7 separate regions of the Mus musculus genome follow, and all the other regions are linked to region 6. Evidence: chromatin loops called from intact Hi-C (ENCODE). Cell type or tissue: heart. All regions are shown on one strand. Region 1 holds the start of Gm46587 (a long non-coding RNA gene). Region 2 holds the start of Socs5 (suppressor of cytokine signaling 5). Region 3 holds the start of Rhoq (ras homolog family member Q). Region 4 has its middle 7.0 kb from the start of Tmem247. Region 5 overlaps Prkce (protein kinase C, epsilon). Region 6 overlaps Gm30421 (a long non-coding RNA gene). Region 7 holds the start of Tmem247 (transmembrane protein 247).

Region 1 (4,000 bases), 530 kb before region 6:
GTGTGAAATCCTCAAAGCTGCCAAAACCCTTTAACCATCGCCAGCCCCTTCTCTGTGTGCTCGCATCCAATGAGCCTACATATGTCAAGATGGTGCGCCAAGCACCAAGCCAACCTAATTAAGGTCAATGTCACCAAGAGACAAGAGGAATGGGTAGGCCTCTGTAAAACTGATTGGGGTGGGGGGGTGGGGACTCTGTAAAGCGGTTGGTGGCAATTGTGCCGGGGTGAAAGACTGTGGCAAAGAATCTCAGATCAAAGATGTTATAGAAAGGAACTTCAGATACAAGAAATGAACAAATAATTTGACTCATTTTTCTCAAAAAAAGGAAGAAAAGAAATAAAGAGAAAGATAGAGAGAGAGAAGAAACCTTAACACAACTGAAGAAGTCAAAATTGCCTACAGAAGCAGTGTTTTCCTAAAGTTTCATCTCAAACAAGAACGCTAAAAACAATACACGATGCTTATTTAAAATTACATTTACTAATTGCATGTGTACATGTGTGTGCATATGTGCGTGAAGTAGTACACGTGTGAAGTCAGAGGGCACCTGGCAGGACTTGGTTGGTCCCCCTCTGTTCCCCATGTGGGTTATGGTGTCTAACGCTGGTCCTCAGGCGACAAGAGCCTTTACTGGCCGAGCTCTTGTCTTCATCCTTGCCCTGTGGTTTTTATGTACTACTCCAGTTTGCTCAAAGATAGTTTGTGGTGTCCTATCCTTGTGGGCCCTCTGCTGCCCCCACTTTTGGGAACCATAGAGACCAGGGCCTCCGGAAGCACCAAGGACTGTGGCTTATCTAGTCCTGGGTGGGGCTAGCACCTGTAACCTCAACTTCAGGCCCTTCCTGCAGACTGCAATATATCCTTAGGTGATTTTGTTAATATCCTTTTCTCCCTTCTTATTTCTTTTGTTTTATGCTTGGTTGTTGTTTTTGTTTTGTTTGTTTGTTTGTTTGTTTGTTTTTCTGAGACAGGGTTTCTCTCTGTAGCCCTGGCTGTCCTGGAACTCACTCTGTAGACCAGGCTGGCCTCTGCCTCCCAAGTGCTGGGATTAAAGGCGTGCGCCACCACAGCCTGGCTTTGGTTGTTGTTTTAAGACAGGGCTTTTCTGTGTGGCCCTGGCTGTCTGGGAAATCACTCTGTAGACCAGGATGGCCCTCAGACTCAGAGATCCACTTGCCTCTGCCTCCTGAGTGCTAGCATTAAAGGCTAATGCCCTCCCTCCTCCGCCCCCAGGTAGATAGTTGGTGGGCTTTTTTTTTGTTGTTGTTGTTGCTCTCTTCTCTGGTTATTGTGTTCCAACTGAGACCTGATGGTTCCCACCAACGTTTCTTAGCAGTGCTTGTCCTATACCTCTCTTCTGTGTTTGCTTTAGAATGCCTGGTTCTTGTCATTTCATGTTCAACCTCTCAGAGGTTCTTGTTAGTGGCACATGGGGCAGGGGGCACTGCAGGACATGGCCAAGTCTAGAAAGTTGTTCCCAGACTAGTTAAGATTGTGATTTCACCACAAGTTTTGGCACACATCTCTAATTCCAGCATTTTGGAAGCGGGGGCAGGAGGATTGAGTGTTTAAAGCCAGATGGACCGACCTGTATTGTGAGACCTATCTCAAAAATTTAAAAATAAATAAATAAATAAATAAATAAGTGGTGTTCTTTCTTTAGCTCAAGGTTCAAAACTCACAGGGATTGAAGGGTTTTTTGTTTTTGTTTTTGTTTTAGTATCAGGGACAAAACAGCCTCCTGAGCAGGCTCGGAGTTTCCCTGTCCTTGTGGAATGAAGGGTGGGGCAGAAACATTTTGCTACCTGCCATCCCACATTCATCCACTGAGCGGCAGTATTGCTCCACAGGGGACAACCAGATGATGCCATGCCGGTGATGCAATCAGGCTCACAGGATGACTCTTGCCTAGCATTTACTGAACGGCAAGAATGTGCCGGCTTATATAAACAGTAGGCAACGATCATACAAGAGAGGGGCGGTGAGGCATTTCTTTCGTTGTTTCTGGTTCTATGAGACACTGTCTCGCTATGAAACATATTCCAATGGTGAAATAAAAGCACACGAGAGCGATTAGATGATGTTTCCAGTGACTCATGACCAGTGAGTGAACGGCCGAGCTAAATTCAGACTTAGATCTGCTCTCCCGACCTCAATGTCATGACTGAACTCATCCTAGCAGCAGCTTGCCAGCGCTGTGCCCACGCCGCTAGTGCCTCTCACTCGCCTGGCCCAATTTACCATCTTTCAATAATCTAAATTAAAACTGGGGGCCACTGGCTTGGATCTAAAATTGTAAAATGGGTTATTGAACTGCCAGCCTGGAGCCCAGAGACCTCTCTTCTGTATGAGCAAGGACAGAGGTATGCCCTTCCGGACGACGCTCTCTGGTTTTCATTATGTCACGGCTTGCACAGCTGCTGGAGGGCTGTCTGGAGCATCTGCTCCAATGCCTTTCGCTACAGGAGCCATTTCGCCACAGGCCACAGCCGTTCAATGGCTCCTGTAGCTTCCAGGGGGGAAAGTTGCACTCCTAAGCTCCCTCCCCCAACCGGCTTTGTCGCTTCTCTGCTTCCCCATTGGCTGGCAAGCACCTGGGCCACAGCTCTTCAGCACTTCTTGGACCTGCAGCCCATCCCAGAGATGGAGGATGCTGCTGTCCCACACCGGCTGTTAGCGAGATGGAGCCACCAACGTACAGCTGGCACACAGCAAGGGACTCGTAGTGTTCCTTGTCTTCCCTTCCCTCATGCTTGTACGACCTACAAAGGGCAGTCCACGTGGCAGCATGTTCTACACAGTGCTGTTATCCTTGGGCAAATACTTCCAGGCACAGCAAACAGGGACATTATTACGTCACTCAAGCTGATGCAGAAGAAGCCGTTTCCTAGACTTTATTCCTCTCACATCCCTGAAAAGTGGATAAATACCCTGTAAACTCTGGATGCTCGCCACTGGCCACAGAGTTATGATCATCTGGTTGTCTCCACAGGTTGACGCTAACGTTGGGCCTGCAGTAGCATCTTTAGAACGCTAGCTGGTCGATCATGATTGGCATAGACAGGGAAGCGGGGAGTACGGGCCGGTCATTCCAGGGTCCTATGATTTGACTCGGCATTGTCCAGAGCACGAGGAAGCACAGCAGAAACAGGGCCCAAGACTCCCTTTTCTCGGATGTGGAACCTGCTGTTTCAAACTGCAGGACTCAGACAAGGCAAGGCCCCAGCGCAATGGACAGCAGCTGATTTTGCGGGCTGAGGACTGGTTGGGTTGACCATGCTCAGACAAGAAAATCTATACAACACTGCTGCGGCTCTGAACCCCAAGCGCGGTTGTCCTACCCTTTCTTCCCAGCTCCCTGATTCACCCTTTCTCTGAAACCCCAGGAGAGTAAATAGCGATTAGGCAGAAACTATGTGGTGCTTTCCCATTCCAGATACTCCAGACTAGAGCGGCCGGGAGCTTGGAGCTCAGCCTGTTCCAGGGAAGTCGGGCAAGCATGAACTCTGCCCGTGGCTGGGACTCTCCTGACTCCAACGCCCTCTCAGTCACACCAGGGGTTCCAGATTTTCCCTATCTGCTGCCACACCCAACCTACCTGCTTGGGATTTGCATACTAGGTAAATTTTCTGCTCACTAAACATTTGCCTATTCTAGACTCACGACTGGGGCACTTCGGTCATCAGAGGGTTTGACAGCAGTCTCTGTTCTTGAGGACTTAAAGTTATCAGATGTCCTTTAAACCCCGTGGGCATGTCACATGCATCTGATTCTCACCTTTACCTTGTTCAGGGGCATTATTTTCTGAGTGTGTGTCATTCACAGTGAGCGGTCTTGGGCACCATGTCTCTTGTTCCACAGGGAACCTGATTGTGACTATTCACACCAGAGATAGACTTCCGAGGTCACTCTGCAAGGTCTAATAAGGTGAGACCTCTGGGTCTTCTGTCAACACCTTGAGATCCCAGCCTTGGGTCATGCTAGGTAATAGCCCTAG
Region 2 (4,000 bases), 63 kb before region 6:
TCAGAAGCTCTGGGCCTCGATTCCCGATCCACAGGATAACCATCTCTACCTTCTACTCTTCCAGCTCGGAAAGAAATGACTCATCGGCCTCTCATTCTCTTTTTGTGAAAGTTATCACCATTACTTCACAGCCAGTAAACTGTTTTGCTGTAGGCCCACAATAGGAGACAGCCAGCCCACTCCCAACTGAAGAGGAAGGGAAAGCCCACCACTGCTGGCTCGCCAGAGATGATTCTCAAGGTGAATCATGCAGAAGCCATTATAATGTCAAAAGGTGTTATGTTTCAATATTTTAAGCTGCTGTTTTGTATGCCAGTACATTCTCCCTAAGGACAAACGGTAAAATTCAAGGACAATAAGAAGAAAAATATATAATTAACCACTACTTTTTCAAGAACTGGGAAGAACCATTAAAAATATTAGCACTTTTTTGCAGAAATGTTTTAATTAGCCAGCAAAGTAGCCTTCAGATTTTTTTTCCCCCTAAATGTTAAGGACTCCCTAATCAAGTGAGTTTTCATTTTGTAAGCCATAGGAAACTCAACAAATGTATGAAATTAGTAATACAGGTGTGAGTTTAACAGGAGACTACAGACTAGCTGTGCAATTCTCAGCTTACTCTTTCTAGTCCACAGACATGAAAAAGGTAACATCCCTGCAGGACAATCACAAAGGTGAACTCCAGACAACAGTCACCGCTTCCTGCTGTGTCTTCCTTCCGTTGCTAGGCCGATTTCAAAAAGGGACTATGAATCCGAGAGACTATTAAGATTAAAGTACGCATTTGACTAAATTCCCAACTGTTAGAACACTCGAGCTCATTTTAGCAGAGCCTTCTAACACCAGCATCTTTTTCATTTCATTCCTTAAAGAGAAACCATTTTTAAACTTCTATAGAACATGCAGTTCAATTTTACACGGCCCTGTAAAGAAACAGTTAAAAGCAAGCATGACTTAATCGTCTTCTAGGATAAATGTCAGTAAATCGTAATAGGACAGTCTAGCCTAGTGTTAACTTTGAAAGGAGCAGGCCTCCGGTGTAGATGAGAAGCTGCTGTAAGAATGTCAAGGTGTAGTTGGAAGAATGTCCAGGAGAACTGGTAACTGCCCAACCCCATCAAATATATACATACAATTTAAAATAAGGAATCACTGACGAAGTCCAGCAGCCAGCCACCTTTTGCTTGGAACACCAAAATAAAAAAATGCCAAAAGCTCGTGGCTGACCCCCATAGCCTTCAAAGTTGAGAACCAAACCAAGGGTATTCACGTTGTTCCTCAGCATCCTTCTGTCAATGCAACTCCCTCTCCACAAACTCACTCCGCTTCAGCTACTCGAATGCCCAAGTCCCAGCACCAAAGAACCATTTATTAAAAGCTCAAGGACTTGGAGCGGGGTCTTCCTTGCGGCCGCCTCCGCATCCTGTAATAACCACCCCAGGTTAAACCCCCCAGAGATGCTCCAGTCTTTTCCCGCATCCACGCTCCCCGGTCCTTCCTTCACGTCCCGGTAGACCTTTTATCGTCGCCCTTGAGGACCCTCAGGTCGGAGCTATGGAGCTCTTAGGTGACCTGCCTGGACCCCCTCTACCCTTGGCAGTGGGCACCGACGACCTCCCCCACCCAGTCTCGACCCACCACGACCCCGATGACGAATGCCCTCCTATCGGCCCCAGACGACCCCTTCTTCCCCTTAGGTGTCCCGACTCCCACCGAAAAGCAATTCCTCCGAGACGTACCGAGAGCCTACTGCGAGTAAGCTCCCACTACGCGCGGCGGCACCGTGCGCAGGGGCTCAACGCCCCGGCTTGTCTTCCTCTTCCCGGCGGATCCATCCCGGCCCGAGGGCCGTGCCGCCTGCGCCGAGGTGCGGAGGCGCCCACCGGAGGAGGACTGCGCCGGGGGAAAACGGGGACCCGGGCAAGGAGAGGCGGCCGCTTGAGGGCAGGCGCCGGGCGACCGCGGGGGACACTCAGCGGCCGGGACACGCGCGGCGGCCTCATCCAGGGCACCTGCGGCCAGGCAAGGATGGGCCGGGGCAGCGCAGTCAGCGACAGGGCGAGCGCGACCGCCCGCGCGTCCCGTCCTCCGCTCCTGCCGGGCCGGCGGCGCAGCCTCGCTTCCTCCGGACGGAGCCCGGGGACCCCAGCTCGGCCGGATGCCCCCGCCAGCCCCCACCCCTTCCCGGCCGCCTCCCCCTCGTCACCCTCTCCCCTCCCCCCGCCCCCCCAGCCCCCCACCGGAATGGAAAATACCTCCCGGGGTGGGGGGCGGGCTGGGCCACGCCTCTCTGAAGGGCAGCCTACCGTGACCAATGGCAGGCGGGGCTCCAGGTGGGCGGGACTCCCGGCGGCCAATCCAGAGGCGGGTAGGTGAAGGCCGGAGGAGGGAGGCTGGGAGCTAAAGAGGGGAGGCCGGCGAGTTAAGGAGGTCCGGCCGCGCTGGTGCGTGCTGTGCGCGGCTGCCATTTTGGAGTCGGGCAGCTGAGACAAGCGGCCGGGTTCGGCCGAAGAGGGAGGAGCCAGTCAGGTGGGAGAGAGGCTGACACGTGGGCGGGGTGGGCGGGGCCAAGCGGGCTCGGACTGGAGGGGAGGGGGAGAGGCCCGGGAGGCTAGGAGGCTGGAGAGGGTCACGTGGCCGTGGAACGGGCTAGGGGTGGGCGCTCGGGTGGAAGGTCAACCCGAGGTGCGGGTGGGGAGTAGCTTTGTTCCTTTGGGCTCCGTTAGGGAGACCAAGGGGAAAATGCTGAATGGAGGTTGCGAGTGCCGGGTAGGAAAAAAATGTGAATGAGTCTCCCTAGCTCCCTTCAGCATGGAGCCATCCGAGTCACTGAATTCCAATATTCAACGGGAAACCGGGCACCTCATTGAATTCAACTCTTCCTATCCAGGCTCTCAGCTGCCACGAAGATGAGTCATACACGAGGGGAGGGGTGTTGTCGCTTCCTCTCTTTGCTTGCATTTTATGTGGATCGCCCCGGCCGTGGAAATGACAGCAAGGACAGAGAAGTGAATGGGGGGTTGTGATACCCGCGAGACTCCTCAGCTGCCCCTTTAGAACCGTGGTTACCACCGCTTCTTGGCCTTTTGGCTAAGATCAAGTGTAGAACCGTGGTTACCACTCGTAAGCTAACTGGCCACTTCTTAGACATACTACTTTCCGGTGCTCAGACAAAAAGACTTGTTTACTTCATGATTCAAATACAGTAGTCTGTTCCCCCTGCGTATCTCCCCAAAGTGGTCCTTCTATCAGCGGCATACACATAGGGTCACACACACCTTAGTCCGGTTTGTTTGAAACAGTCTCACTGTATAGCCTAGCATGATTTGGAACGCAATATGTAGCCCAAGCTGTCTTCTAGGTAATGGTGCTCCTACTTCAACCTGCTGAATATTGAGATTTTTGACCACCTTTAGTCTTTAATGCTTTGCAGTGGGACCGGCAGACTACCTTTTTCTTGAAGGCTTTTCTTAGACTCTTTTCAGCCCCACCCTACCTTTCTTAACATTGTACACCCTCAGATTGCTTTCTCAGTTATTTTTCAACTGTCTGTTCTCTTTGACTCCTTGAGAGTAGCAGGTTCTGGCCCTCAGCCCTCTTATTTGGAAGGCACACAGTGCACAGGAGATGATCTAGCCATTCAGATAGAATCACGGATGGACGTCCGGCGTCCGGTCAGTGAGGGCCAGATCTGCATTCCTAAGCAGCTTTTAGCCGCTCTACTTGTCTATTGGAGTAAGTTCCACATTGGAACCCATACTTTCCGAACTTCCCCAAGCCTTCTCCTCCTCTGTTCCTTGTATTGTTTTACAGTACCACATTAGCTTTCTCTCCAGAGCTCTTGGAACCAGAGAACAAGCCTCTCTCCACTTTCTTACTGCTCCAGCATCTCCCTATCTGCTATAATTTGGACCTGGGATGTTCTTCACAGGCCTATGAATTACTCTTGGTCCTTGGCATGAAGGTGGTGTACCCTTTAAAAGACAGAGAGGCTAGTGGG
Region 3 (4,000 bases), 82 kb after region 6:
CTGGTCATCAGCAACTAAAAATAAGAACGCTTTACCATTGGCTGCTGCCACTTTGCAACAGGAGTTGGGACCCACTCACCAGGCAACACACGTAAAGACCCATACAGTCAAAAACTTTTCACATCGCGGGGTTCACGCTGGTCTGCGTTTTCTTTTGGGTTTGTTTCCTTAATTTGCTGACTTAAGAAAAAAAAAACCAACCTGATCTTGAGGCAGCCCCCCCCCCCAAAACACACCCTCCCACCTAGACACCTCAGTTTCCAAAGGCCCTCCACAGCCACACAGAATTGGCGAGAGATGGGGGTAAGGGAACCGGCCAGAAGCCAAAACACTCACCTGTCCAGCTGTGTCATAGAGTCCCAAGAGGTACTGCTTGCCCCCCACGGTGACGCTGACTGCAAGGACAGAAGTGGGGGGTGGGGAGAGAAGCTCACAGTGATCTGAGATCTAGCACTTTGGCTCCCCACAGTAACCTCCTTTCCCAAATACTGGGAAGCATGTGGGTGCTCCCCAGGAGACAACATTCCCCTTTTATCCGAGTCCACTTCACTGCCAAGTTGCATGAGATATAGGTGTAATGTGGCCCCTGCCATCCACTCCCCCCCCCCCCCAAACCCTGTAGCCACGTCTACTAGTGTTCCCAGATGTTTCCCCTACAGGGGTTTCGGGCAGTAAGGGAAGAGGCAGCTGGAAGGTCAAGAAGGGCGCTCAGGGGACTGAAAAGTGTGGGAGACGGGGCGAAGGGGGAGATAGGAATGGGGTGGGAGTTGCTGCGAGGGGTGGGGTGACCAGAGGCACAGCTTGGGGGGGGGGGTGAAGCCGCCAGGCAGAGGGCACGGCGGGGGAGGGGAGCACGCTCAGGGGAGGCAAGCCAGGGGGCTCAGCCAAAGTTGCTCCAAAGTTCCCAGCCGGGGATCAGCCCCTTAGTCAGCAGGGCAGAGGCGTACCTGCGTAGTGGTCGAAGACAGTGGGCACGTACTCCTCGGGGAAGGCGTCGTTGGCATAGCTCATGAGCAGGCACGTCTTGCCCACCGCCCCGTCGCCGACCACCACGCACTTCAGCATCAGCGCGCCGGGCCCGTGAGCCATGCTGCGGCCGGCCGGCCTCGGGGCATGGTCCCCCCGGAGCCCCCGCCCTGGCCCCGGGCTCAGCCCCAGCCCGCTTGGGGGGTCCGCCGTCGCCGCCGCTCGGCGCAGCAGGGCCGCCCTCCCGGCCCCATGCAGCGGTTCCCCTGACCGGAGGAGAAGGTGCGGCGGGCCCGGGGCGCAGCCGCCGCCGCTTCGATCTCTGCCCCGCTCCCCGCCCTGGCCCGGCTCGCCGCGCCCGCCTGCTGGCCCCGCCGCTCGGCGCCCGAACCCGCTCCCCGGCCCGGCCTCCCCAGGAGGATCCGCCGGATCATAAGACCGTCCGGCCCCAGGGGAGTCGGCAACTTTGGGGAGGGCGGCGGAGGGGAGGGGCCAGGCGGCTCTGCCCGCCCCGCGCCGCTCCGGCCCCCGCCCTCCTGGGCCGGTGAAGGGGGGTGGGGGAGGGCGGTCCGGGCGGCTCCGGAGTGCGGCGCGCCCCGCGCCCGCGCCCGCCGTGCGCTCCTGCCGCTCACCCAAGCTTGACTCCCTGGGAGTCGGGCGCGGAGGCCGAGGAGGAGGCGCCCTGTATCCGGGAGGATGGGGGCTGGGGGAGGGGCTCTTGGGCAGCCGCTAGGAAGGAGCCCAGGGCTCCTCGCGAAAGTGCGGCCAAAGCCCGGAAGCGTCCGCAGGCCCCGGTGCCCGGAGGAGACGTGAAGGCCTTTCGGGGAATCACGACGACTTCCACGGTGACGCAATTCTGCAACATTATACAGATGTGTATATTTAAATTCTGCCTGGAAGGCAGGAGCCATCTCGTCGGCCTGCAAGTGCTCCACGCAACTAGAAATCAGGAACAGCGGCCAAGAGGGTTATAAATATAATTAATAACAATAATTAGAAAGGTGTGCGGAGGCTGGGAGGGTGGTGGGTCTCGGAACTGGAAAACTGAGACTTCTGGCTTATTGCTTGCTCCTCAGCATCACTACCCCACGCTTTTCGCAGCACGAGCTTGAGTCATTTTCTATGAAATCGGTGACTAAGAGATGCAGCATATTGCACCCCCAACCAGCCACAAAGGGGCGAGCCCTTGTCAGGAGACCACAGATGTTATTTGTGCTCCCCCTGGAGGCGACATCGTCCGAGGCTTCCTTTCGCTTCCAAGCGTCTCTCCAAAAGTATTCAATTGTGATCCCTGAGGTATGATGTAGCCTCGCGCTCTGAGACTTGGCCAGTGATTCAGGACCAACCCTGCGCCTCTGTCTGGCAAGTCCGGAAACACTTGTCTGGCCAGGGCCAGTTAGTTGTGTGGCCGAGTGCTGCTTTAAATGTACGGTCTTGGTTCGAAGGCTCACTCTGCGCTGACTGACCCCACACCGCAGCCTACCCCCAAGCTTGCTGACAGGGAAGTCCTTTCCTCTCACCAATTCATAGTGGTAGAAAATGCTGTGTTGAGAGGTGCGTGGGTCACTCATACCCTTGCCCCCGGGATTTAGGTGGGGGAAACTGGGACCAGTGAAGTGGTTACCAAAAGGTTCCCTGTCACTCCCGGTGTTCAAGGGCCACCTGGGGAGATGCCTACTGTGATGCCCTCATTTCACTTCCACGAACCCTGGACGCCAGTTTTCAAGTCATAATCCTGATTTCAATTCGACCAGGAAGATTTCAAATAGTATTTAACGTTCCTTGTGAACGTAGGGGAACATCTCTCCATACCCTGTCCATTGCATTCGAGTGGAGGTACTTGCATTGACTACACTAATAAATCTGAAAGTTACTTCATACATTCTGAAAGGTTAGGAAAGGCACCACACTATCTTGAAGTCAGGTCTTGACACTTTCCCGTGAAGGAGAAGAGAGCAAGGTTTGCTGCTTGCATCACCATTAGCTCTGGCTGTGTTTGCGAAGACTAGTATTCTGAAAGGAGGAAATGTGGAAAGGTTAAAGAGCTGTAGGAGCCAGCTCTGCCGGAAAGCTGAACTTGGTCCAAGCACCACAAGTTAGTAGCATGGCTGGCTGCCTTTCTCTAGGCCTGTTTTCTGCTTTAAAAAAAAAAAAAAATGTGAGCTCATCTTACAGGGACCCCGGGTCCTGGATGGCTTGTGAGAAGCTCTGAGACTCTCAGAGTACACTCCGAGTTGGGGACTGATGTGGGATGAATCATGTGGTGGTGACTTCATTGGCGACAGTGACCTCATTCCCTTGGCCCACAGTGATGCCAGACAGACTGCCAAGAATATTAGAGCTCTGGGGACAGTCACACCTGGTGGATGTGGGGGCGGGGCGGGCCCACTCTAGAACACTGCCTTGACAGTCCATGCACTCTTCAACTGGAATAGTTAGACCTCTGCAAGACCCTCAGTTTCCCATGGGCAAAAAAGAGAATGCCCAAGTGGTAAAACAGAACAAAACCAAAAACAGTTCTCAAATGTCAAGGACTCGGGCACAGGAAACAACTTTGTTTCTGGGCATCCCAGAGGCCTCTGCTCTTTTCCTTTTGTTTGAACTGTGAACACTGAAACAGACACAGGTCTGTGTGAGAACAGTGAGCCCGTCTAGGCCGCCTTCTCTTTTTCCTCTACTCCTTCCTTCCTCCTCCTCATTCAATATTCCACTTAACAAGCATGAATTGAGGTCGACTAGAAGCCAGGCTTTCTTCCTGGGCAGGGGACATCGAGCTGGCAAGTCACAGTCACTAGAGGGGGAGCGGGAAGGAGCTGATGGGAAAACAGATAGTTGCTACATAATGTAATCAGTACTGTGGGAGGGAATAAAGAACAGACTTCTGGAGGAGCCGGGGAGGCAGCAGCGCATAGCTGTGGGTGTGCTGTGGAAGGATTTGCAAAGTTACGGTATGATTGGCCTGGGGCTCTGAGGTCATAGGAAGAGGCCTGGGGAAAGCAGACAGTGCATGCTGGCCGAGGAAGGGCAGCGCAGA
Region 4 (4,000 bases), 130 kb after region 6:
GAGTGACTGAGAAAGACACTGGACATTAACCTCTGGTTTCAATGCAAATCACACACACACACACACACACACACACACACACACACGCTCACCATACCTACACACACACATGCATATATATATACACACACACACTCCCCATACATACACACACACTCCCCATATATTCACATACACATATGTACACACACACACATGAATGCACACACATATGCTCACTACACATGCACGCACCCATGTATGCACGCACACATACACACATGCACACCCAGGAGCACTAGAGTCACTGGATGGTCTAAAGCTCACTAAGGTCAAGGTCAAGTGGGTCAAGCCTAGCTGTTTTTTTGGGAATGTCAACACTGGGAAGTTGCCTAGGAGATGATGAACCCGGCATGAAGGCACCGCTGAAAACCTCAGCTGGGGACTGGCCACAAGGTTGCTGCTGAAGCTCTGGAGTGGGCGAGGTGTTTGGCATTTGCTCAGAAAGGAAGGTATGCTAGAGCTAGAAAGCTCCCATCCAGCAATGGCTCGGCTGCACCCTCTGAGGACAGCCACGCCATCGGGCAAGAGAAGCTGCGCAGGGTTACAGGTTACAGGTTACAGGTTACAGGTTACAGGTTCAGTTGTTAGCTTCAGGTTACAGGAGGAACAGTGAAAGGTAAGTTCCCTTTCAACACGGCCTGCCTCCCTGCCTGCCTTTAAGAAGACACCAAAACCCTTCCACACCTATGATCCTGTCAGAGAAATTGCAAGGATCACAGCACTGGGGGCGGGGGAGCATGTCATGACTTCTTCCTGCTCCCTGAGCACACCCCTGCCCTCTCAAAGCCCTCCTGGAGTATCTCTGGCTGTTCCTGATAAAACGGTTGTTTCTTTTCACTAGCTGCATTAGACAGTCATGCTCTTGCAAAGGCCACTAAAGGGACTGTTTAGCCAGGCACCCTGCTAGAATACTGGCTCCCTTCTGACCAGTGAATGTGACATGGTCAGCCGACCAAAGAAAGGGTCACCCCAAAGCCTGGACACCCCAGAGAGAACCAGAGGTGCCACTTCTTAACCGTGTTCTGCCTTTAGCTTCTCACCTCACTGTGGGCTTACTGTGGGTGAGCGAGCAGAAGATGGCAGAAACCCATCTTAGCAATTCACTTCTGTTTTAAAAACCCCAGGCGACAGGGACTGGTGTGTGAACTTTGCTGTTTAAAGAAACTTGCTTTTGTTTGTTTGTGTGTACACATGTGTGTGTAGAGATCAAAGGTCAATGTAGAGTGTCCTTTCTCTCTCTCTCTTTCTCTCTCTCTCTCTCCCTCCCTCCCTCTCCCCCTCTTTCTTTCTTTCCTTTTGAGACAGGGACTTTCACTGAACCTAGAGTTTACCAATTCAGTAAGTCTAGCTGGTTAGCAGACACAGAAACCCTTCTGTCCTTATTTCCCCCACCACTGTGATTATGGGCACAGGATACCTAGGTGACTTTTTACATGTGTGTGGGGCTGGTGTGAGGGTGGAGATATGAACTCAGGGCCTTATGCTTGCCTAACAACAATTTTATTGATAGTATTGTCTTCTCAGTTCTCTATCTATCTATCTATCTATCTATCTATCTATCTATCTATCTATTTATCTATCTATCTGTGTGTGCGTGTATGTATCACTATATGATTCAGGCTATTCACAAGCATGATTCCCCTGCCTCATCTTCTTTGAGTGCTGGGATTAAGGTCTGGCTTGTTTAAAGGAACTTTCCATAATTTAATAACACTGTTTTACCCCGGCATATACTTATATGACCCCAGTTACTTTTTATATACTGGGTCTGTGATAGCAGAACTCATTTATGGGGGGCCCCTGAGAAACCCGAGTGAAGGCCCCCATGTGTTTTAGCCAGGTTGGGGCTTCTGAAGGAGGGATGTTCCAAGAAAGATCCTGGGCCTGGGTCAGGCTGGCATCCTGGATCTCACCACTTGCAGGCAGAAGGGTCTGGATGCCCTCCAGCTTGAGCGCACAGTAACTCTTGGTGGCCAACTGCCCCACTTACTTGCTTAGGATTAGAGGACAGAACTGTCAAGCACAGCGGGAAAGGCTGTGCACAGTACAGCACTGCCACCCATCAGCCAGGCCAAGAGCACCCTGGGAACCACGTGGGCAATGTGGCAGAGCCTGTGGTGTTTCCCGAGGGCCTTCATTGTTGTTTCTAACTCGTCACTCGTGAGCCAGACTGCAGTTGTAAGCCCACTCTTCACTGGCCTTTGGGAATGGGCTTTCTTGGTTCTGTTGCTGACCTAGAGTCACCAAGTAATGGAGGGAGCGTCTCTCTAAAGCTTCCTCGACATCTTATCGGATGCCCTCCTTCTCTCATGTGCATCTACACAGGCTCCCGTCAAGAACACTCCATCTTTGTTCTCTAAGTTTCCCCTTCTCTGTGGCCATGTGGGCCAATTCTGCCCTCTCGTGGCCTGCCCTTGTTGAGCGGTGGCTCAGATTTTCCAGGGATTCTTGTCTTTCTGCAGAATGATCGGGCCACTCCCTGAACCCACAGACCCTCGGGGAAGGGTTTCAGCTCCAGAGAACTTCTGATGGCAATCCAAGCCTGTGGGTTTGTGGAGGTCTGTGAGGAGGAGACACAGAGGCTGCCACTGGGAGCACCTGGGGGCTGGACCAACAGGCCGAAGTGGATTGAAGGGCATTGACATGAGGGCCACCAGTGGGAAGCAGTCAGTGGCTGCCCCAGGAATATGGCGTGTGGAGTATGGCCATGGAGGCGTCTTCTAGCCACATGTTGAGGTCCTCTGTCTAGGTCAGCACATGGAACCATGAAAGCTCGTTCTCAAAGCGAAGACAACTGCCGTCCGGCTCACATATGACAAGTTAGGAACAACCATGAAGGCCCACGGGTATCACCACATTGCCCACACGACCTTCCAGGAGGCATGCTGAGCCGTGGCTGTATGTGCCTGGCCTCACTTTGGGTTGTGAGTAGAGTGTGTGTGGCCCTACGAGGACTTGGAGGGGTAAGAGCTGGGGACTGAAGTGAAGGAAAAATAGAAAGGAGTCAGGACAAGGGGATATGGGGCTTAAGGATAACACGGGAGAAGCACAGGCACACGGGGCTTGAATTGGGGTAGCAAGTGTGCTGGGTTCCCAGAGTTGGTGTGGTGGGGTTGTGTGTGTGGGGGGTGATATTAGACTGAATGTAGTCCAAGGCCCACCTGTGCCCTTCAGTGCTGCAGGTAGCTTAGAGGGCCCTGGATGGATCAGCATCTCCAGAAGCTAACCAGACAGAAAGATGGAATGGTAAGGCGCTGTCATCCCATGCCTGTTTGGATTTTTCTAAGACCCCCTGGAACCTGAGTTTGGCAATAGTGAAAGCGCTCAGCCTGTGTTTCTTCTCCGCAAGCTCTGGCCCTGTCCTGTCCTTTAGATTGCCCAACTCACATCCAGCTCTGACGTCCTTGCTAGGAAATCCAAGGTGCTGGCTAGAGTTGTAACCCAGAAGGAGATCCAGTGTTAACTGAAACACACAGACACAGAACCGGCCGATAACAACGCGGGCACAACACTCACCATGTATATTTGTCTTTACACTGAACTGAGGCTTCCTGAGCCAAACGCTGGCATTTAGCTGTAGAGGTAGAGTTGGAAGGGGGTGGGTGGGGAGATGATGCTTGGGGTTAGAGGACGCCTTCCCAGATGGATGCTTGTGTCCCAAGACAATTGTCCACCAGCTTAAACGACAAGCCCCAGACAGCTCTGAACGGAGTGTCCTCGGGCTGGTTTTACATGCCTTTGCTTGCTGGAGGGATCAAGCGGCTTGTGTTAGCCAAGCATGGCAGGGCAAGCCTAGAATTCCACTGCTTGAAAGGGGCGGGCAAAGGCTGATCTGTCCAGTGACTTTGGTTGGAACCAGCCTGGCTACTCAAGAGCCTGTCTCAAACAGATACACAAAGGCTCACATTTCCAAGAGGGGCATGAGTGCAGGGGTTGACCTGTGTCGACAGGAGTTTAA
Region 5 (4,000 bases), 560 kb after region 6:
GTTTCCAGTATCCAAGGGAGCTCTTGGCCATATCTCCTGCCACTTCCTTGAGGGTTTTAGAGAGAATCTGCTTCTTTGTATCACAGTATATTAACCGGATACAGATAGTTTTAGAACAAGCATAGCCATTGTATTAAAAGAGGGGAAGTGTATAGTGATAAACGAGCTGGCTCACCAAGGAGATAAAATCCCTGGTGCGTATGCACCTAGCAAGAGAATGTCAAAATGTACCTGATTAAAAAAAGAAAAAGAAAAAAACAAAACAAAACAAAACAAAACTGGATGGCCTCACTATTAGATTCAGAGACGTCAATACTCCTCTACCAGACAGGAAAAGACTTGAAGACAGAAAATCCCCAAGGTCATGGTTAAATGCTGCAGCTATATCAATAACATGGATAGACCTGAGTCCACTGACTTTCATCCAACAGAAAGACACACACTGTCTGCAGCACACAGAAATGTCCCTTTGTACACACCACATGCTGGACCATAAAATGCCATAAAAATCAAACTGTTTTAGAACTGTTGTGACTTTACATCCTAGCCTGCAACAGACCATCCGATGAGGCGTACATGGTTGCAATTGGATCCAGGAGCTACAGTACGAGGGGTAGCTGTTCATGAGCAGCGGTTGCCATAGAGGCCTCTATTACTGTGCTCCAGATCTGGGGCTATAAGTATGTTGGGTGCTAGGCCGGTAAAGTCAGGAATGGTCCAGCGCTTCCAGATGGTCAGCGGGCTTTAGAACCAGGGCTAGGCCGTGCCTACAGTGGGTCTGAGGCTGGAGTTATCATGGTGGCAAAAGCTCCATGAAATAAAATCACCAAGGAAACATGGGGAACTCCAAGAAGCAGACACCGGGCTGGAGTCAGGCTGGAGTTGGGCTGGAGTCTTGCTCCAGGCCTGAGCTCCAGTTCAGCGGAGGTCTCTTTGTAGGACTGTGAAAGCTGTACGTCTACATCTTATTCCAAATAATTGTGCAGCATTTACAGGATGTCTGATTTCAGACCACAGCGGTGTGGAACTAGAAGTCGGTAACAGAAGGGTAACTGGAGAATCTCAGGCAACATACTGCCAACTAACGAGGAAGGCAAAGGGAGACTCCCAGGGGAAAGCCGATTGATATGGAAGGGACAGCTTTATCAAATTCGATGAGATGCAGCCAAAGCATGCTTAGAGGGACCTTTATAGCACACAATGTGAATGTATTAGAAAGAAAACGTCCCTAAGTCACCTAAGCAGCTAGAAACTAAGCGTCTAAGAAACTAGAAAAATGTACAAATTACATCCAGGATAAGGATAAGATTTAAAAAATGCATCAAAATCAATTGGATTATAAATGCAAAGTCAAGTGAGAAAGAGCTGTTTGGTTTTGTTCACCAGGAAGGAAGGGGGGAGGGAGAGAGAAAAAGAGAGAGAGAGAGAGAGAGAGAGAGAGAGAGAGAGAGAGAGAGAGAGCATGATACTACTACACCATTCTATTAATATTCTATTAATATTAAAACACACAAAATCTAAAACACTGTAAATATCCAATCCAATACTGGTCAAGATGTAAGATATAAAACCCTCGTTCACTGCTAGTTCAAGGGTGGAGCAAGAACAGCACTGCCATTTTAGCTATTAGACAACTCAGGTGCCGCTAACCCTGAAAAAGTTCTCTTTACCACAGAATCCAGCAAGTATACATCTGGTGGTTCTCCTTATACTAAAATCAGTTGAAAATTTACTTCTACACCAAAAACCTGCCCATGAATGTTTTCGGCAGCTGTTTTCATAATCCTCCGACACAGGGGACTGCCTTCCATGCCACACTGCCAGATGCATGTTACTGTAGAACTGTCTTCTGATGCCCACCATAAGCCTCAATGTAAACTGCGGACTTCGCACGATGGTAGCATGTTGGCACAGGTCCACCAGTGTTAACCAGTGGATCACTCTGGTGTGGAACACTTATGGTGGGGTCTATGCATGTGTGGGGGACAGGGATCTATGGGGGACTCTACATTTCTGCTCTGCTTTGCTAGGAGACCCAAACGTCCCTACAATCTATGGTCAATAAAGCAAATAAGAAACTGCTTGTATCAAACAAAGTAGGCGAGGCCAGACTTCCTTCTTGCCGCATGAGTGTGACCACTGGTCTGGACTGGGCACAGCATAGAGGCTCCAGCTGAATGGATGTCTCAGGATGAAGGCAGTGTGGGAATGTGCGGAAGAGAAGTTTTCTCAGTTACACAAGCAAACAAGAAAACTCTACCATAGCCTTCTGGGTCTGGACCAGGTATCACTAGGAAGGTCTGAGCATGCTCAGGCAGAACACATAGTCCAGGCAAACACTTTGCCTCTGTTTGGCTTTCCACCCCTCCCCCATCAGCAAATCAGCAACACCCAACTCTCTGTCCTGCCTGCCCAACAATACTGGACAACTCTCCCTTGCCCAAGAGCAACTAACTTGCCTGTTCAGTTTCACTGGGGCGCCCTCTGGTGTTTAAACGTCAGATCTGTCTTTCCCCAGGATGGATTTGGCTTGGTAGGCTAGTGAACTGGTGGTTTTAAAGAGGACTTTGCCTCAGACAACTTGAGGAAGCGGCAGAGAAAGGACTTTGAGAAGCCTAGTCCTGGGACAAAGCTGGCTGGGCATAGGGGTAGTGGGTGACTGAGGTACCCATTGAGAGCACAGGCTCCTGGAGGCTGTGGTGACACCAGGAAGCCACAGACCCAAACATGAAGTGAGTGTGCCATTTGTGACCTAATGAAACCTGAGTGACATTCACATGAAGCAACACACACACACACACACACACACACACACAGAGGACTATGAGGAAATACCAAACTGCACCTCACTCAGCCCTGAACTGCCTGATAACAATTCATTTGCACTGGATTCTTAAAGATGAAAATATGCCCAAGTAAACAAGTCACTTTGCCTTGGTGGGGCTCTTATTCGTTTTAAAGAGCCACTATCACTCTGTCACCTAGCTTGTATTCCTGTTGAGCTGAGCACCCAAAATGTGCAGGTGGGGCTGCAGCAGCAGGGCCATGCTAGACCAGTCTGGGATTTGGGCACAGGGACCTGCACAGTCTGTATTATGCTCTGCAACTGTTGTGTGTGTGTGTGTGTGTGAGAGAGAGAGAGAGAGAGAGAGAGAGAGAGAGAGAGAGAGAGAGAGAGAGAAAGAGAGAGAGAGAGAGAGAGAGAGAGAGAGAGAGAGAGAGAGAGAGAGAGAGACGGGGCGTTTCTCTGTGTAGCCCTGGCTGTCATGGAACTCGCTTTATAGATCTAGGCTGGCTTTGAGTTCACGGAGATGGGCCTGCCTCTGCCTCCTGAGGGACTAAAGGCGTGTGCCACCACTGGACTTGGATAAAATCTTAAACGCATATTCACTGCTGGTTTCCACTGTCCCTGCTCTCACACAGTGCTTGGGGGTGGGGGTGTATTCCCACCAATCTTTACTGCTTCCCTCCTACCCATGTGGTCCTTCCTACCTGTGACCTTTGCAGCTTATTCGAGCATCACCATCTCAGGCCCTAACGGTCCATCCTTGACTCTCCTCTCCTCACACCTGCGACCCCCAGGCTGAGGGTAACATCTTCTTTACAGCTACTCCTACCAATCATTGGAAATGCTAAGCCGACCCAGCAAGAATGGCCAGCAGCATGATGGCTCCCTCAAGCTAAACAACCCATCCCCAGGTCAAATTTGCCATTTTGTCCCCAGCCCTGGCCTTCCTCCCACAGCTGCTCTTCCACAGAGCGTGCCCTTATCTTCATGGCTGGTCTAGTCACTCCAGACCGTGAACTCGCCTGCTTTAACGTTGTTATTCTCCTTTATTTTTTACAGCAACCATGATTTACAATGTCTTGGCAACATCCCTTCAGTGATCAGTGTGTCCATACCCCGCTTATTTCCTTATATGGCATTTATTAAAAGATGGTTATTATGTATTCATATAATCAGGACAGAAAACAAAACCTAATTTAAAACCACTCTCCA
Region 6 (4,000 bases):
AGGGGCCTGGCTCCTGAGCACTTACTGAAATGAGGTAGGTAAATACACGAATGGAAAGCTTCAGGGTTGCATTCAATATAGCCGGGTACTTTGATTTCTGAGACTAAAGCCTTGTTTTCCAGTTCTCTCCTGTTTGCTGTTCTGCTCGCTCCCTTCTGATATCTTTACAGATGGGGAGACCGACCTCCAGAAGTCATGGTCCAGCCAGAGCCGCACAGTCGTTCCTCATCTTGAGAATGCCAGGGTGACACTTCCTGAATCCGACAGGTCACTCTACCTGCATTAACTAGTATAGTTGCATGTCATCTTAGGGATAGGGAATACTCCTCATCTGTTACTTAGGTGAAGATGATTGGTGTAGGGTGGCCTGATGGTGCTGTCTATGCTCCAGCTGAGCCCTCTTGGGTCTGGGACCAACCGGCTCTGCCCATGATGCCCAGAGTAGGAACTGGTATGCTAATTTAGAAAACTACTTTAAAAAAAGAAACCCAGATTCTGAACGCAAACATACTCTTACAGAGGAACCTGTGCCAAGTTTGCCCCATCTGTTTTGCAGGGGTCTATGACTAAACCTTCTGATGGACCCCAGATCTCAGTATCTGTCTTGGCTCCATTTCAATAGGTACATCAAATAGCCAGTCTGACCTGCTGCTAGGGAGACCAGTTGTCTAGTCCATCTGGGGCCAATCATTCAAAAGTCCTGTGTTAACAGGAAACGCCTCAACCCTACATTCTTCACAGAGATGCTTTGGTGCTCACTGCGCAGCACATTTTGCATTTTCCTAGGGGTTTCCAGAGAAAGCATGTCTTTCCTCCAAATGGTCCCCCATATCATTTTAATTTTGGAATCATCTACAACACATCTCCAATCACAGGAGCATAGAGAGCAGAACGAAAGATACTCTCTGTCCTGGAGTGGGGCAGATCTCTGAGGTTCACTCTCTAGTCATGCAGAGTTGAGCGACTAGCCAGTTCTCCTCGCTCCCATGTGGCCCACTGCACTATCAGTGCCCCTTCACATCTTCATTCTCCCCAGGCACCTTTGAAGGTCTTCTTTCTACAGTATCATACAGAATAAAAAGAACTGGGTTTGGCCGTGGTGGGTGACGGGGGAACAGCTTGTATAGAGGAAAGAGTGAGGACTTTGCTGGGAGAAAGATCTGCCGTTGAGTCTCGTCTCTCATGGGTCATTTTTTGGACCGTGGGTGAGTTTGTTGGCAAGATGATAATACTATGAAAAATCAGCAGTGCTTCGTGGGACTCGACTTGCATGGAGAGGGTGCAGTCAGCATGCAATGGAGGACACGAGAGGCCCAGTTCTAGACTGGGCACCTGAGCTCAGTGGGGTTGCTATGTCTGTCTGTCCAGGGAGATGCTGCTGAGTGACTGCTCCATGCCTAAGGTGGCCACAATCTGCTCTTCTTTCAATGTCACTTCCCCAGGCAAGCTTTACCTTAGACTCATGGGACCCCGCACTCTTTATGTTTCTTTTTACAAAATGAATTTATATTTGTCGATTGTTTATGTTCAGTCTTCCCTACTTGATGACAAACTTTCTAAAGGCAAGGCCATGTCTATCTTGTTCACTGCTGTAGCTTCAGTAACAAAAACAGGGACTGGTACCCCTCAGGTATTTACAAATGTCTGTTGAACAACACTAATCAAATGACCACCCATGGGTACATGGAGAAGATGGTGTGCGCCTCAGACGTAGTCAGCCACTAGGTGGCGCGAATGCTTCTTTCACAAGCTATCCCGCAGGCTCAGATGTAGTCTGCCACTAGATGGCGCGATGATTCTCACGCGCGCTATCCCGCAGGCTTTTTCAGACCGGAGGCAAAGGTTCAATTTTCAATTCTGCTTGGAAGGGATTCTGCTGAGTTTATAACATCTGTCTTCACTGAGCGCCATGCTAGGCAATTTACAATGTGTACTGTAGCTCTCACAGCTGCCACGGGAGAAGTTTGCCCGCTTTACAAGGGAGGAAAGTCATTTCAAGCAACTTGAAGTAACTTTTCTTAAAATACACAACCCACAGCAGGAAAATAACACTCCGGACCTGAATCTGTTGTCTTCTATATCTGAGTTCTTTCTAGCATATTCTAGTGCTTCTATTACAGTGTCTCATAAGCCAGTAATATACTTCCTTCTATTAAAAAATATTCTCACAAGAGATTGGTGTTTTATCAGAGACCCAGTTAGAAGTCTCTGCACGGCCCTTGGTTTCTAAAGTCAACTTAGAGAAGAGGGGAGTCAAGTCAGAATAGACTCAGTATTTCTTGGGCAAGACCTTTCGTTCTTGAGCTTGTGAGTGACCTAAGCATAGTTGGTGAAAGGAGAATATAACCCTCTGTATTAACCAATCATGAGTAGCTACTAACTTCATTCATGAACATCTAGCTACTAAGTTCATTCATTCAGCAACTAAGGTGACAACTGGTCTGGCAGACATGAAGATACACTAAAGAGATACTGTGTCTCTCAATCTGTCAGACATCTGAAACAAGGGATCCCAAAGAAATGGGAACTTGCCTAGGAATCTCATGGTGGGAGAAGGAAGGGCAGCTACCAAAAGGGGAACTTTTCTCCTGGAAAGAGACACAGTGCGGGATGAAACTAATGATGGACCAGTGGTGGACAGGACCACATCCTGACTGAGACTGCTTAGATGTGCACATCCTTGGCCTCTATTTACATTTTGACCTTATGTCATGCCCCCAGAGACAGACTCGAAGGGTTTGATGGATCTCTTTGTTCCTCTTCCCAATGTGGCCACATGGAATCTCTCCCTTTTTTCTGCTTTCCACTTAATAATTTAGCTGTTTTAATTGCTCATTGAGGACCTGACTCGGGCCACAAGGCATAACGCCCAAATTCTATAACGAGTCCACGCACGGAGCTGAGCAAACAGATGGGTTTACAATGTGGTCAGTGATAATGAAATGTGTGCAGGAAAGACATATATATACACACAATGGTACCTCAGTGCCAGGCAGATGCTACACACCACAAGAGCACCATGAATCTAGAAGGCAGAAAGAGTCCTGTGAAAGTCAGAGGTGACCAGAAAACACATCAGGAAGACAGCAAGGAAATTATGCCGTTTTTACTCAAGGTGCAAACCAAAGATCAGAGGCACTGACCCCAGCTGAGAACATGGGGGCAATGTGGGGTGCTACCCAGACCTCCTGAACAAGAATCTGCATCTTAACAAGCTCTCGGAGTGACCCTCACATGTTTAAAGACTCCCGAGGACCATAGTATACTAAAATATTGTAGTAATTTAATTTTTAACTTTAAGTTTGGACTTTTGTCTTGCTCATGAAGGAGTTGTACTCGATAGATACTCAGGGCTCCTGCTCTTCTTCACAAGGAACCTCACAGACGCTTCTAATGGCTCCATTTTCTATAGGCTGATAAATTATTAACTAGAAGCAAGTTCTTACCCAGGAGCATTTTTTTGTATATGTCTATTTGAAAAAGTTTCATGAAACTAGGTAGGCTTTGAAAAAAAAATCGAAAGGATTAACTTTTTAATCACTAAAGAGACTATAACGTATTCATTTCAATAGTGGCTTATTGTAATTCTTTGGAGATCAGTAATTTATACATGTCACATACATCAGGACTCCTCCGGCCACTCCCCAACTCCTATGCTGTCCTTATTCGCCATTCTGAATTCATGAGAGTTGATACACGGAGTCCACGTGTGCTGTGCTGGAGAGAATCTTCTAAGAAGCAAGCACACTCGATGGACCTGACTCGATGGACCTGACTTAACACCTTAGTGGAGGTGAACACTGTCCTATGTCCTTACCTGTGGCTCCTGCCTGCTTGTCTACTCATGAACGTTGTGTAAGCCCATTTTGGAAAGGCAGTGTGGTGTAAAATTTAAAGACACTAAAAAATTCTAAACAGAGGAACATGGTCCCCGAGTAGACAGGTCCCTGTACAGCATCACTCCCCGCGATTCAGATTCCTGTGTCTATCTAGGTGTCTT
Region 7 (4,000 bases), 130 kb after region 6:
GGTGGGTTGGGGTTCTGGACTGAGTTATCTGAGCGCCTGTGACTAAAGCAGTGTGACCAGCAGCTGCCTGCTGCTCCTGCCGCTGTGACGACTGTCCCCTGGAACTGTGAGCCAAAACTGACTCTTCCTTAAGCTGCGTTCTTCAGGGACTCTGTCGCAGCAACCAGGCAAACTAATAAAAATACCATGCCTGATTTAAATAGTTTATGGCTCAATTTTTTTCTTGGACACTGACAAAAATCTAAGAACTTGGAGAATTGGAAAGTATCAGGAATGTATGAGTATTCTAGAGAAAGGCAAATGTTTTCTAGATATTAGAAGAAGGAGAATATATTTCAGATGTTCTAATTCAGTAAGCTTGGCTTGGCTCAGTGATTTTTTTTTATGTATAGTAAGCAGGTATCTGTGCTTTTTTTTACAAAAAATTTTTTTCTTATGAAAGAATAATTAGTAAGCCATCATGTGTTCACGGAGGACAAGTCCTGTCAGACCAACCTATCTTCTCTTTGAAGAATTGACCAATCAATAAGACAAATGATTCAGGTAGTGCAGTTCCTTATTCTTGGAAGCCTCCCGACACAGGGCTCAGGACAGGTTTCTTGGGCATGCTGCAGAACTGTGAGCAGGAGAGAATGTATCGGTGCGGCACTGATGGGTGGAGCCGCTGATAACCTGCAGTGAGATCTGCAATGGGATTTAACTTTAGGTCACACCCTTCTCAACAGTTACAGCCGTAGCTGAGATCATGACAACCTTCTCAGAATCCAGGCTGACTCAGAGCTGGGAAGTGGGGCTGATGCATCATATCCCAAGGAGACCGAGAAGTGATGAATGGAAGTCGTTGCACTCGGGTCAAGCAGTGAACTGCGTGAGTTCATAAAAATGGTAATAGCTAGCGATTACTGAGCGCTTATCTCATGTGCTGGTCCACTGAAGAGCAGCGTCCACGCACTCCCTCTCTCATCCTTTACAGTGACCCATGAGACAGGTTCTACTTTAGTGATGAGCAGACCAAAGCTCGAGGGGGAGTAGCAATGTGTTCAAGGTTAAGTGGTTTAAAAACAAAATCTTAGCGCCTGAGTTTTTTTACCCAGAACCTATGACTTCAGAGACCAGGAGGCACTTCTTTTAAGTGGTGACATCTTTCATCACAGGGTGTTTAGAATAGTCTGGCCACAGTGTTAAGTACCCCAGGTGGCATTCCATCCAATTTTTCTTTTAAAACAAGGTCTCACATAGCCCAGTCTTGCCTCAAACTTACCATGTCACCTTGAACTGATTATTCTGCCTCTACTTATGTTTAGTTGATGCTGGAGACCAAACCCAGGGCTTCATGCATACTACTCAAGTACTCTGCAGACTGAGCTAGACCCCATCCCTCAGATGAGCACTCTTGTCTCCATGTAGCATGGTAGGGGCTGAGCATCTATTTCTTGTAAAGAGAATGTTGCTTTGGTTGGTTCTAATAAGTAAGGTCATGTGTCCAACAGAGAAAACGGATAAAAAAAGGATAGGTTTCTGTTATCATTCAATAGTCAGGCGACAGGAACGACTGGCACATCTTAGAAATAAAAGTACTGGAAAGGGGAGGGAGAGATGGCTCCAAGGTTACGAGGGTTGGCTGATCTTCCAGAGGTCAGTTCAGTTCCCAGCAACCACATGATGGCTCACAACCACCTACAATCTGGTGCCCTCTCCTGGCATGCAAGTGTACATGCAGGCAGAACACAGATTTATATATAATAAATCTTAAAATAACTTTTTAAAAACAGTGGCGGAAAGCCTGTCATAGTATGAGTATTGGACACGAAGAGACCATCAAAAGGGATTCTGGGTAGAGGATGTGGTTTCAGGATATCTTCTACTCTCAACTCTCTTTAGAGGCTTGAATCTAACATAGCAGGGAAGCTAATCACAGGGGCAGTGGTCTCAGGCCATCCTGCAAACCGATCCAGGCACCAGTGGGTAGAGGCAGCTACATGATGCTCACCACCTCTCAGCCAGACCTGGGACCAGCAGACAAGATGCATAGCCAAGCCAGTACAGCCACAGCCCAGAGCCCACTCTGCTACCTGGTGAGGCAAAGCCTGCTGCTGCTGCTGCTGCTGTTGCAGCTGCTCCATCACTTCCTCATGCTGCCTCTGCCGCTCGTTCTCCTGGTGCAGGTACTTGAGGAGCGTCAGTTCAAACTCCATGCGCACCTTCTCCAGCTCCATCGCGTTGCGGTGTTCTGTCTCCAGGGGCAGGGGCAGCTCTACGGACTCCAGTCCAGGTCCATCGCCAGCCTGACCCTTGGCGTTTGGGCCGGACTTTGGAGGCAATGACCTAGGGGGCCCCGGACAATCTCTGTCCTCACAGATCCCGTTCTCTTCCAGGGTAGGCAGTTCTAGTTTGGGGACTTCTGCATCCTGGGATGGAGAAGAAGTGGGGTGATAATGGGGGAGTCAGTGTGGGGCTCCCTACAACCACACCCTCTGCTCCGAGCTTCAGGAGCCTGGGGTGTGTTGCAAAGACTACCTAGACGGGGTGTTTGCTAGAAGTGTATATAACAGGGGAAGGTGAACTCCCATGAAGGGCGAGTGCCCAAAAGTTGTGAGGCATTGGTGGATCAGGAAGGTGTCTGCTCAGGTCTACTCTTTATCACCCTGGAGGTCATTTTCCCATCCCCCACCCTTCACCTAACTGTCAGACAACAGATCTTTCAGGAGCTCCAGAGTGAGGAAGAAGCCCAGGTGTTGAAAGAACCAAGCAACACATATATATGTATATGTTTGTTTGTGTGTGTGTGTGTGTGTGTGTGTGTGTGTGTGTGTGTGTGTGTGTGTGTGTCCTGTCCACAGAGGGAAGTAAGGGCCTCAAATGAGAGACAGAGACAAAGTTTCACTCAACCTTACAATCCTGTAAAGTTTTTCTGGTTCCCGGTGTCAGCTGGGAACCAGTTATAGGGATATAGGGGACACTGTTCTTCTTGTCAACTGAATCTTCTAGCACATGTGAGCAGACTCTAAGGCTTAGAGCCCCTTACCCCTGACCCCCAGTGGGATGGATGGGGCAAATCAAGAGAGGGGTCCTCTTACCAAAGAGGCCTTTGGCTTGCCTTCAGGCATGCTGTCAACAGGGGCCACCTTGGAGAGTGTGGGGCAGCTTTCTCCTGCCCCTCGGGCTTCCATCACCTCCCTGTCCTCCATCGCCATCCAGATAACCACCGTGCTGCGGACCAGGGCCACAGGACATCTTTTAAGACAATACCATTTGGCTTCACCAGGTTCTGACCACCATCACAATCCCTATCCTCATAATGGCCACATTCCAGTTGCCAGGGCACTTTTGGGAGAGGCTGTGACACCTTTGAGGAGTCTTGGTGAGGACAGAAGGTGGAGGGGCAGCAACATAGTTCAGCGGTGTGGACACCTGCGGCAAGTCTGAGAACCCGAATTTAATCCCCGAGGCTTACACGGTAGAAAAAGAGAACTGATTGCCCACACGCACGCTGTGGTGTGTGTGTGTACAGCACACACCTCCAAATAAATATATGTAATAAAAAAATTACCCCCAGTGAAGGCTGGGCTCTTACCCACAGGGCTTCGTGAATACCAGAGCGCCTCCTAATGGTGCCGGAATCCAACTGTGGAAACCCATTCTCCTGGGCTCTCCTTTAAATAGAGTGAGTTTATGTTGGGGTGAGTTTGTTTCCTCTCCCGACCTTAAAGTCTTACCCCAATGCCTCAGAATGTAGCTGTATTTGAAGGTGGGATCTTGATGGAAATGACCGCCTTGAAATGATGTCACGACAACAGTCTGAATCCAATGTGACGAGTGTCTTTAGCAGAGGGCAGCAATGAGCCAGAGGGAAGACGGTGCCGACACAGCGCGACAAACCTTGGGCTGGTTCCCCTGGGGAAACAGAGTGACAGGTGACAGGAAAGAAACGTGGGAATCAGCTCGAGAGGTTATAGAGGTGAAAAAGCCCACAGTCTCATTCTCCGTTCTATCTTGGTTT

The links. Peaks named below come from ENCODE experiments on the same cell type or tissue, not always from the same donor. Only the 100,000 strongest peaks of a DNase experiment are listed, where the experiment ranks them.
Region 1: a loop joins it to region 6, with 3 times the contacts of the local background. A loop is called at or near these places in 22 of 42 quality-filtered maps.
Region 2: a loop joins it to region 6, with 2.0 times the contacts of the local background. A loop is called at or near these places in 14 of 42 quality-filtered maps.
Region 3: a loop joins it to region 6, with 7 times the contacts of the local background. A loop is called at or near these places in 12 of 42 quality-filtered maps.
Region 4: a loop joins it to region 6, with 6 times the contacts of the local background. A loop is called at or near these places in 31 of 42 quality-filtered maps.
Region 5: a loop joins it to region 6, with 2.6 times the contacts of the local background. A loop is called at or near these places in 6 of 42 quality-filtered maps.
Region 7: it touches region 6 in a loop (7-fold over the local background); 32 of 42 quality-filtered maps call a loop at or near these places.

What each region holds. Positions count from the first base shown.
Region 1 is chr17:87,569,646-87,573,645 of GRCm38, reverse strand. It overlaps Gm46587 (a long non-coding RNA gene), which reads left to right and starts at 2,889. Exons shown (of 2, transcript XR_001782168.1): 1 at 2,889-3,623. In heart, a CTCF peak has its summit at 1,834; DNase peaks (open chromatin) are centred at 1,835 and 2,665; H3K4me3 peaks cover 855 bases; H3K27ac peaks cover 852 bases; H3K27me3 peaks cover 539 bases.
Region 2 is chr17:87,105,787-87,109,786 of GRCm38, reverse strand. Socs5 (suppressor of cytokine signaling 5) reads right to left here and starts at 2,108. Exons shown (of 3, transcript NM_019654.2): 1 at 1,740-2,108. It overlaps Gm30510 (a long non-coding RNA gene), which reads left to right and starts at 2,440. Exons shown (of 2, transcript XR_877091.1): 1 at 2,440-2,529. In heart, a CTCF peak has its summit at 1,959; DNase peaks (open chromatin) are centred at 2,476, 2,916 and 3,676; H3K4me3 peaks cover 2,802 bases; H3K27ac peaks cover 2,424 bases.
Region 3 is chr17:86,960,695-86,964,694 of GRCm38, reverse strand. It overlaps Rhoq (ras homolog family member Q), which reads right to left and starts at 1,584. Exons shown (of 5, transcript NM_145491.2): 1 at 948-1,584; 2 at 337-395. The coding sequence starts at 1,089. LOC115488765 reads right to left here. Exons shown (of 3, transcript XM_030250169.1): 3 at 1,149-1,822. The coding sequence ends at 1,149. In heart, a CTCF peak has its summit at 2,193 (motif pointing left); DNase peaks (open chromatin) are centred at 324, 1,534, 2,234 and 3,254; H3K4me3 peaks cover 2,694 bases; H3K27ac peaks cover 3,508 bases.
Region 4 is chr17:86,908,380-86,912,379 of GRCm38, reverse strand. No RefSeq gene overlaps it. Among named protein-coding and RNA genes, the nearest start is that of Tmem247, 7.0 kb to the left of the region's middle. In heart, a CTCF peak has its summit at 2,441 (motif pointing left); no DNase peak of the experiment used is centred here; H3K27ac peaks cover 344 bases; H3K27me3 peaks cover 355 bases.
Region 5 is chr17:86,482,988-86,486,987 of GRCm38, reverse strand. The region is part of intron 6 of Prkce (protein kinase C, epsilon); the gene reads right to left. Among named protein-coding and RNA genes, the nearest start is that of Gm30284, 40 kb to the right of the region's middle. In heart, a CTCF peak has its summit at 2,489 (motif pointing left); a DNase peak (open chromatin) is centred at 2,467.
Region 6 is chr17:87,042,359-87,046,358 of GRCm38, reverse strand. It overlaps Gm30421 (a long non-coding RNA gene), which reads left to right. Exons shown (of 3, transcript XR_877089.2): 3 at 171-4,000. Among named protein-coding and RNA genes, the nearest start is that of Gm30421, 6.5 kb to the left of the region's middle. In heart, no CTCF peak of the experiment used is centred here; a DNase peak (open chromatin) is centred at 1,748; H3K27me3 peaks cover 859 bases.
Region 7 is chr17:86,916,659-86,920,658 of GRCm38, reverse strand. It overlaps Tmem247 (transmembrane protein 247), which reads right to left and starts at 3,311. Exons shown (of 3, transcript NM_030104.1): 1 at 3,078-3,311; 2 at 2,073-2,408. The coding sequence starts at 3,194. In heart, a CTCF peak has its summit at 1,708 (motif pointing left); no DNase peak of the experiment used is centred here.